Linked DNA regions of Mus musculus: region 2 is linked to region 1. The links are chromatin contacts, found by Hi-C or POLR2A ChIA-PET in ENCODE. All regions are on one chromosome and are shown on one strand. Each heading gives the region's core, a stretch centred on a gene start or an enhancer-like site at or near the end of the contact. The rest is flanking DNA. Distances are from core to core; before and after follow the strand shown.

What was found. A loop is a pair of places that touch in the nucleus more often than their neighbours do. ChIA-PET counts read pairs that join two places held with the same protein, here RNA polymerase II (POLR2A).
Region 2: a map of heart shows a loop between it and region 1 (4-fold over the local background). The contact joins the enhancer-like site here to the promoter of Cemip2 in region 1. A Hi-C loop is called at or near these places in 7 of 37 maps with a recorded cell type or tissue (adrenal gland, gastrocnemius and heart). POLR2A ChIA-PET finds 5 or more read pairs at or near these places in 3 of 5 experiments (Patski and embryonic stem cell).

Annotation. Positions count from the first base shown.
Region 1 is chr19:21,775,693-21,780,267 of GRCm38, forward strand. It overlaps Cemip2 (cell migration inducing hyaluronidase 2), which reads left to right and starts at 2,648. Exons shown (of 24, transcript NM_001033759.2): 1 at 2,648-3,094.
Region 2 is chr19:21,817,430-21,822,004 of GRCm38, forward strand. It overlaps Cemip2 (cell migration inducing hyaluronidase 2), which reads left to right. Exons shown (of 24, transcript NM_001033759.2): 12 at 494-582. Among named protein-coding and RNA genes, the nearest start is that of Cemip2, 41 kb to the left of the region's middle. Within about 2 kb of position 2,379, at least 2 of the 3 ENCODE cell types and tissues checked have a DNase peak (open chromatin) inside an H3K27ac peak, as active enhancers do; they include gastrocnemius and heart, where a contact is called at or near this core.

The DNA.
Region 1 (4,575 bases), core at 1,398-3,897:
TTTCCATGGTTTGGTAAGGAATACAGATGGTGGAAGAACTCTTTACAATCAAAATCTCTTTTAAAATACTTTACATGAATCTGTGAGGACTATTTATAGCTACGGAGTAGTTGGCCGCCTCAATTCTAATGTGCTCTTGCAGGAGCTATTTAAACATTCCTGGTTCAGTGTCACATTGGCATAATCACTCCCAGGAGGATTAACATAATATGACTGAACTTCAACCAAAATGCCTGGTGCTTAAAGATACAGAAGAGCCATTTTGTATAAATTTGGCACAAGTCAAAGCGCAGGTTGCCTCAAAGCGCATTGCCACAATCAATAAGCCAAAACAACAAATGGATTCCTGTGTTTCTAGAGGTCTGACATTTGAACTCAGTTACACTAGTGTAGTCAGCTTCTAGGGAGGTTTCTCCCTGGACCCTTCCAACTTCTGGCGGCTGCTTGTCTCCTCGATTTCTGGTTGGTTCATCACTCCAGCCACTGCTTCCCTGGTCATGAACCTTCTACACCTTTGTGTTTTAAATTTCTCTCTGCCTTCTCGTAAGTGTGATTGCAGTTAGGGTTCACCCAGGCAACTCAGAAAAATCTCTCAGTCAAGACTCTTACTCCAATCACATCTCCATACCCAGTAGTTTCCAGGATTAGAAACACCCACACCCACACACCCACATACCCACACACACACACAAACACACATGTTAGGGTGGCCTGCCTCTCTTCTCTTTTAAAAATTATTTTTAGTATTTTATGTGTATAAGTATTTTGCATGCATGTATGTCTGTGTACCTACCATTGAGGTCGGAAGAGGGCATTGGATCCCCTGGAGCTGGAATTAGAGACAGTCATGAGCTGCCCTGTAGGTTTCTGGGAATCAAATCTGGATCCTCTGGAAGAGGAGCCCAAGCCATATCTCCAGCCCCCATCCTCCCTTCTTGAGTTCTAAACATGTCCCATTGAGGCCACCTTAAGAGTCCTTCCTCCTTTGCAGTTTGTCATAGAGAATCATCTGCTCTATTATGTTAAGTCCTCCCCTTTTCTCTTCTAAAGAGGGACTGGGGCTGGAGATGGCAGATGGGTAAGGATTTTGTGACGGCTCAGATGTCTCTGGAGCTTCTCCTTCTGCATCTTTCCAAGGTTTTAGTTAACTGTGGGTTCGGTCCAGAAGCATTGCCAAAATTTACATTTGCAGACTCCTCTGACTCAGTCCATAGAGCTTTGTTGAGGCATTTCCAAGTTTTTTAGGATCTCAGGGGATTCTTATTAGCCCCAGTCTGGAAACATTGGTTCAGTTCTACCAAGTCCTAAACCAAACCTTGGAAATAGGGTATTCCTTTTTCTGTCTGCTGGTGTATCATAGCTACACGGTTGAATTTTTACTGGAAGGGGGAGAAAACAAACAAATAAACAAACAGACAGACAAACAACAGTGAGCCTGAAAAATGAACAATCCTGCCTGTACAGTATTCAATGAAACAGTTCCCCAGAGGCGACACGTCCAACTCCGAATTAAATAGAGGATGATGACTGTCCGGATTTGGCAATCTGGCAGCTGTCATTAGCTCCTGACCTCGTGGTCTGACGGACCAAGCCAGGTCGCGCCCTTTGCTGCAGGAAAGGCTTTTCCTCTGCCAGAGCAACTTCCTCCAGGGGACCGGGTGGTGGCAGGGCTACTCATGCCACCCGGCCAGTATATTCTGCAGTAGGGTGGGCTGAGGATTGGTTTTCAGTGTTGCATCTCCGCCTCCTGCAAGCTTCAGCCACTCTAGAGTAGCGTGGCCAGAAGGCGTGACCAGGCCTAGGTATATTTATTCTGGCCTTAGTGTGAGATGCTGGGGCTGCTCCAAGCTCCTAACCAGAACTGGACAACGGTCTGAAGTCAAGAACACACTGACTCTGCTGAGAGGGCTACGAATCCAGCTTCCTTGTTGGCCAGGTGGGGGCAGTCGAGGCGCCAGGACCCGAGGCTCAGAAAGTTTTGAGTGAGGTGGGGGGCTTGCGGGATATTATTGGGGGAATATACTGCTATGCCGAGTCAGCTTCATTCCGGAGCGATAAAAGATGTCGAACTCAGCTATTGGATGATAAAGGAAGAGAAAAGAGTTCAACCCTGTGTGTGTGTGTCTCAGGGGTGGTGGTGGTGGTGGTGGTGGTGGTGGTGTGTGTGTGTGTGTGGGTGGTGGTGGTGGTGGTGGTGGTGGTGGTGGTGGTGTGTGTGTGTGTGTGTGGGGTGGTGGTGGTGGTGGTAATAGGGGTTCAGCAGCCTGGCTAGACCCGAGAAGATGCAGGTTCAGTTTCGAGTGATGAGGGGTGCAGGCTCAGGTCGACTTTGTCAAGAGGTGACAAAAAAAGCAGTATCAGACTCAGCTGGGATGATGAGGTACACAGACTCAGGTTCAGGCCCGCTGCTTTTCCTGAACTCCCAGGTAGTCATCTGTAGCCGAAGGTCAAGGAGCCGCTGGGAAACCCTGGCCGCCGACGGTGTTGGCGGGCGTCCTTCCTGCTGAAGGCAGCTGGAGGCGCTGAGCCTTCGTCTGCAGCTTGTGGTGGGCGGAGCCTCCGCAGGTCTCGTCCCTCTGACAACAGGCCCCGCCCACCCCGCCTTTGACCCGCCTCCCTAGCTCGGGGCCGCCTGCCCAATCCGCAGCACTCTCGGCCCAGCCGAGCCGGCGCTTGTGTGGCCGGAGGCTGATTAGAGGGACCCTAGCGAGCCGCGGCGCCCGCCGAACCGGGGACCTGCGCGGCTCGGGAACGCGCCCTGCCTGCCGCTATTGTCTCGGAGCCGCACAGGCTCGCGCCGCCCGGACGGCGATTCCCCTCCTCTTCCTCCGGGAGGGAAGGATCCAAGAGCGCCAAGCCGGGCTGGCTGGAGGAGGTGGCCGCGAAGGCGGAGGGAGGAGCGTTACTCCCCGGCCCCGACTGCTTCTCCTCCGGCGTAGGTTGCCGCTGAATTCAGAGCGGCAGCGGGACGCGGGTTCCTGGCCATGGAGAGGAGATCTGCACGCGGGGACTCCAGGAGCTCTGCTCCCGCTCCTGCTCCTCTGGCCATCGCGTAGACACCTGAGTAGACCGACGCCAGGAGGGGGAGGGGAAGGTAAGGCTCCTCTAGTCCCGGGTGCCCAGCCCCGCCTCCTTGGCGGTCCCAAGGGCCCGGAGGGCGCAGACCCGACTTGCGCACCTTGGCGTCCTGGAGGCCTGGCTGTCCCTGTGCTGGCGTTTTTTTGCCGAGAAGCACAACATCCTGTGGGTTCCAGCGTCCGCCTTTGCCGGCGCCTTCCCGCCGGAGTTCTCCCATACATAGCGCCCCGAGACTCAACCTTCTTCCATGAAAAGGGGTCCTTAGGAATAGAGGTTTGATCCCCTTTTCATCCACTTTGTGTTCCCGGGGAGGTTAACAATGGGTCTTTTAAAGTCGGTGTGAACAGCCCTAAAGTTTCTGGAAAGGCTGCGTGGGGGACGCGGACCGCAGTGAAAGATTGATGGAATGTGCATTGTGGAGCCTTGGCGTCTACAAGAGCACGCTTGTGTAAAGTTTGGGGGGGAGTGTGGATCTTTGTCTCCTACTGTTCCCCTGAGTTGGTGTGACCCTGCTCCGTGTGGTAAGGCGCAGTTTCAGAATCTGGGCATCTTTAAAGCTGGGGACCAGTTTTTAGCACAGGACCTCACTCACCACAGTTCCTTGGCAGAGTTGGGAGGTCCTGGCAAAGAATGGGGTTCTCACTGCGAGTACCCTGAGGTGCTTCACGTAATACTACTTACTGCCCTCTAGCAATAAAACCAAGGTCTCTGCTGGGGGGCTGGTGTTTGTCACCAGACCCCCTGTGGAGCAGAAACACTCCCCTTAAATTCTCCGCCGAAGGTTAGGAGAACAGACTTTTGACACATCTCCTTTCTTCTGCAGTTGGGGTTAAAGGTAGAGTGCCTGTCTTTTAGGAACTTCCATCTGCTCCTGAACCACACAGTGTGTTGGACTGACTCCCTTGTGCTGGTGACTAGTCTGATGCTACACAGTTGCACATGTTGAAGGGCTGCAGAAGTCTTAAGGGCTCTTACCAGTAAAAAGAAAATTTAGAGGAAGAGGAGGCAGGAGAAGAGTTTCATCAAAGCTTAAGGGAAGCCTGAATTCCCATTGCAACCAGGCTTATCTGTTGGAAATGGCCACTAAACCCAAATACAAACAAATTATATATATCCCTAAAGATTAAGAAAACTTGACCCATTAGCACTGGTCTGGTCTCCATATCCTACTCTGGTGTGTCCCTTATTGTCTTTCCCTTTGAGTTTGCATTTCTGGGCAAAGCAAAATGTGCACCAGGCATGCTGTTCATTTAGTTAACATGGGACAGCTCGTGATAGTGTCTTCTGCCTTTAAAATAACATTCTTTATTTATGTGTAGGGTGGTGAGTCGGGGCTGGAAATTTATCTCAGACTTTAAGCTCACTCTATCCCATACTGTGTCTGATTTTTGTCCTCACAGAACGGAAAGTTAAGGTTAGACGAGAACTCTGAGCCGTCACCTGTTCTCTGTCAGCCTGTGGATGAGAGTAAGCTGAGGCGTGGTGAGTGTGCATCTC
Region 2 (4,575 bases), core at 1,129-3,628, 41 kb after region 1:
GCTTGGGAGGGACCTGGGTCATTTCATTTTCCTCCTGAATGACGGATGGCGTTTCTCCGTTCCTCCCTGCCTCGAGAATTTTGGCATCATGTAGTCTGACGTCCTCTCCCAGCCCCGAGGAAGCTGCATCTAGGTCTCATTTTGCCAGGGAATGAATATGTGTGTGTCTGTATATATGTATGTATATATATATATGTATGTATATATATATGTGTGTGTGTGTGTGTATATATATATATATATATATATATATATATTTTGGCTAATCACCATGTAAAACATTAAGTGTACACTAAATGGTTGTTGAATGGCCAGATGGATAAGCTAAAAATATCACTTTTCATGGCCCCTTTGCTCCCCTGCCACTGTTTCCCCCCAGCCCCCCATTTCCAGGTCTGGGTGAAATGAGAAGCCGAGATGTATTCTCCCAGCTCCTTATGCATGTGGATGTACCTTCGGATCCATTTTCACTTTAGCCCCTTGTGTATTTCAGGCTGGTTTATTTGTGGACAAAGGTGTCAAAACGACCAACGCCAGTGCATCTGACCCAAGGGAGTACCTCTGCCTGGATAACAGTGCAAGGTAGGGTCTGTTTTCTCCTCATTGTACACCTAGGCTTAACCTTCAGGGGGAGATCATTTGCATTCGAGCACCTGGGGTGCTTTTTGATGGCAGCATATGTAGATGAAGTTTTGTAAGCTCACATAAAGGCATTTATCTTTCTGAAATGCCGAGGAAGTTGATGGCTTCCTTGTTCCTCTTTCACAGTGGAGATGGTTGTGAGAGCGAGTTACAGAGAGAAACAGAAAGAGAAAGGGTAACAACGGTTTCAGATTTGAGAACAAAGACTCACTCCCTGAAAAACAAGTCATTCCCCGAAACCTAAGCGTATAGAATTACAGTGAACGCGCAGATGTGGTAGAGCACTGGGTTTTGTTTCAAGGGAATGATCCCAGATTAAGCTGGCTCTAGTTCTCCTTGGTAGCCTCAGGTTAACCTCCTGGCGGGCTGGGTTACTCTCCCATGTAACCACATAACGTGTTTGGAATGTGGGCCAGTGTTACGGCGCTCTCTCTTTCTCTCTCTCTTTCTCAGCCAAAGTACACAAAGCATCTCAGGTGCATAGAAAGTGTTCTGGTCAATGTTGCAACCTGAAGTCACACTCAGTAGCAACCAGGAACATACTGTTTTTCTGTACTTCACGTTTATTGACTGGATCATGAAGTTGAAAGGAGATACATTGCAAAGGCTTTTGCTAGATGTAGGAAAGACACATGACCGGCCCAGTTGTTAAGGGAATAAAGCAGGAGCCAGACTAAAGGTGGCTGGATCGGATCTAATGTGCAAGGCAGGACTCGCCTTACACTGTTGAGAGATGAGGTTAGGAGAAGCCGGACAAAGCCCACATAGTGAATTGTGCACAGGACCCCGAAGGTCAAGTTAAGCATGAAACCTTCGAGAGCAGTGAGCAGTGATCAGGGAACATTTAAGGCCCCAAGGTGATGAACCTGGGATGCCAAAAAAATGGGCCAAAACTTAAGGAGGACCACTTAGATGAGAATAAAATTATGAAGCAAGAATATTGGATGTCCTACTTTGCTTCCTGTTGCTGTGATGAAAAACGCCATGTAATAAAAAGCAACTTGGGGAGGAGAGGGCCTATTTCAACTCACAGGCTACATCCTAACTGAGGGAGGCAGTGGCAGGGGCTCACAGCAGGATTCTGATGCAGAGACCCTGTGGGGATGCTATTGCTTACTGGATCTCTCCCTTGCTTTCTACCTGCCTAGGGATAGTGCTACCCACAGTAGGCTGGGCCCTCCTGTTTCATTTAGCAATCAAGAACATGCCCCACAGACAAGCCAATGGACTAGTCTGATCTAGAAAATTTCTCAGTTGAGGTTACTTGTTTCTAGTTGACTCTACTTTATATCAAGTATATCAAGTTAGCACTAAATAAAATTAGCATATTGGCCTAATCTCCCCGCCCTCCCCGCCAAAAAAAACAAACAAACAAACAAACAAAAAAAACCCCTACAAAGTTGCTATTGGAAAGTTGCCCGTGTATTTTTTATTATGTTTGTTATGAGACTAGACTCAAGATGGAATTCAGTCTGGTCTAGAACTCACAGGGCCTGCCTGCCTCTGCATCCAAGTGTTGGGATTACTGGAAGGAGCTACCAAATCTGGTCACACCTGCTTTTAAAAAGGTTTTTTATAGTTGGTAGTTTCAATGAGTTCGTGCCAGAAAAACTGTTAAACAGTTGGCTTCTTTTTCTGCCTTGAAAGAACTTATCTAAGCCTGCTGGCTGAGCTGGCTCAGGGCTTGCGTCACAAGTGTGAGATGTCAGTGCAACCTCCCTACAAGGCAGGCGAGGTGCCAGGAGAGGTAAGGGGAGTCCTGGGATTGCTGAACAGAGTCCAGCTGAATCATGCAGCACCGGGTCCACTGAGAGACCCTGTCATGAAACTAATGTGAGTCGTGAGTGAGGAAACCAGCTGACAGGAGCATCCTGCCTCCACACATGTTTGTTCCCTCATGTTTGTATGCATGTATGCAAAGGCCACGCTATGTACTTTATATGTTTGTATATAGTATGTACATGGATGGAGGAATAAGTATATTAAGAGGCTGTGGACATTGTAACTGGACTCCTCATTATGGCTTCAGAAGTTTGTTACTAGATAAACCTGTACGTATTATGAAAATGGTAATTATTCCTTCATACTCTGAGTTCTCTTACCAGTTTTCAAATGCAGACATACTAAGGAACTAGACTCCATTAGTAAGCTGTAACCTCAGAGCTAATTATAGAAGGGGAATGACTAGATAGTTGGCAGCTGTATGTATGTGTGGAGCAGTGTGCAGACTATGTCCACGTGTGTTCATGCAACCCAGACATGAGTAAAAATGACAGGACACAAATGAGTAATAAATAAATCAGGCTGTGAGCTGAACACCGGGCTCCTGGGATCTAGCAGATACACTCATCCCGTTCCTCAGAGAGGAAGCTGACTCACCAATTATCAGAGTCCTCAAGATGGGAAACAGTGGGAATTTGAAGATTGGGAAACTTCATTAGAAGTTGGGGAATTTCATAAAGAAGTTTTTAAAAGGGGTAGGGTGAGGCATGGTAGCCAATCAGTGCATTATAACTAATTAGTACATTCAAATCAGGGGAGGTGATTGTATTAGTTATTTTTGTCATTGCTATGACCAAATATTTTACAGGAAGCAACTGGAGAGGGGGGAGGGTTTTTTTTTTTGTTTATACTTTGAGAAGGGATATCACGGCAGGGAAGGAAGGCTCAGTGAGTGGCCAGGTTGTGAGGCAGCTGAGCACAGAGAATCCACAGTTATCAGTCAGAGGGAGAGGAACACTGGTGTTGGCTGACTCTTTCACAGACTGGTGCCACTTGCATTTAGGGTGGGCCATCCTACCTCAGTTTACCCAGTCTGGAAATTTCCTCACAGACATGCCTAGGGATGTCTCTCTATAGTGATTTAAATCCCACTAAGTTGTCAGCAGTATTAACAACCGAGAGACTGGAGAGATGGCTTAACCATTAGGAGCGCTTGCAGCTCTCGGAGGACAGGAGTTTTGTTCACAGCCTAGGTTGGGTGGCTCACAACCACCTGTACCTCCAGCATCTAGCCTCTATGGGCACTTGTTTTGTGTATATATATACACAGAGACACAGGACCACACATACACTTAAATAAAAATAAAATAAATCTTAAAGAAATTAACCATCATGATGTTTTGTCTATATGTGTGTTAGTGTACCACCTTCATAACCCAAAAGAGGTTATCAGATCCCCTTGAACTGGAGTTATAGATGGTTGTGAGCCATCATGTGGGGGTTGGGAATTGAACCCAGGTCCTCTGGAAGAATAGACAGTGCTTTTAACCACTGAGCCATCTTGCTAGCCCCTAACTGCATTTTCTAAATACCAGTGAAAAAGCTGAAATTGAGGACCCAGCTTTGGTGTAAATGATCAGTCATTGGGCTATATAGAGATGCTCAGAAGAGATGAGGGGGCTGCAGCAGGGGGTCACATGTTGCATTATAATATCTGTGTGTCTTTATTTAGAGTAGTGGTTCTCAGCCTGTGGGTCATGACCCCTTTGGTGAGGTGGGGGTCACATAGCTGATACTCTACATATCAGATATTTACATTAAAATTTATAACAGTAACAAAATTACAGTTGTGAAGTAGCAGTGAAATAATTTTATGGTTGTGGGTCAGCACAACATGAGGAACTGCATTAAAATGCCGCAGCAGAAGGAAGGTTGGGGATCCCGCTAATTTAGAACATTACAGAGCTCCTTCCCGTGGCTCTCCTTGTTTGACTTGCTGTAACAACTTTGTGCAAGGCTTTTTACCTCTTCAGTCTGAGCTAGTTAGGGCACTGGGCTTGGGTAGACATCATCCTCTTCATCCCTGATGCTCCCATTCCAGTCTGTGCCATCAGCATCTATCAGAAACCCACAAGGAGCCTCCCTTCTAGTCCATTCAGCAAATGTCATCCTGGGATATGCTGGGAGGGGTGGGAGGTTGGTGGATAGCGG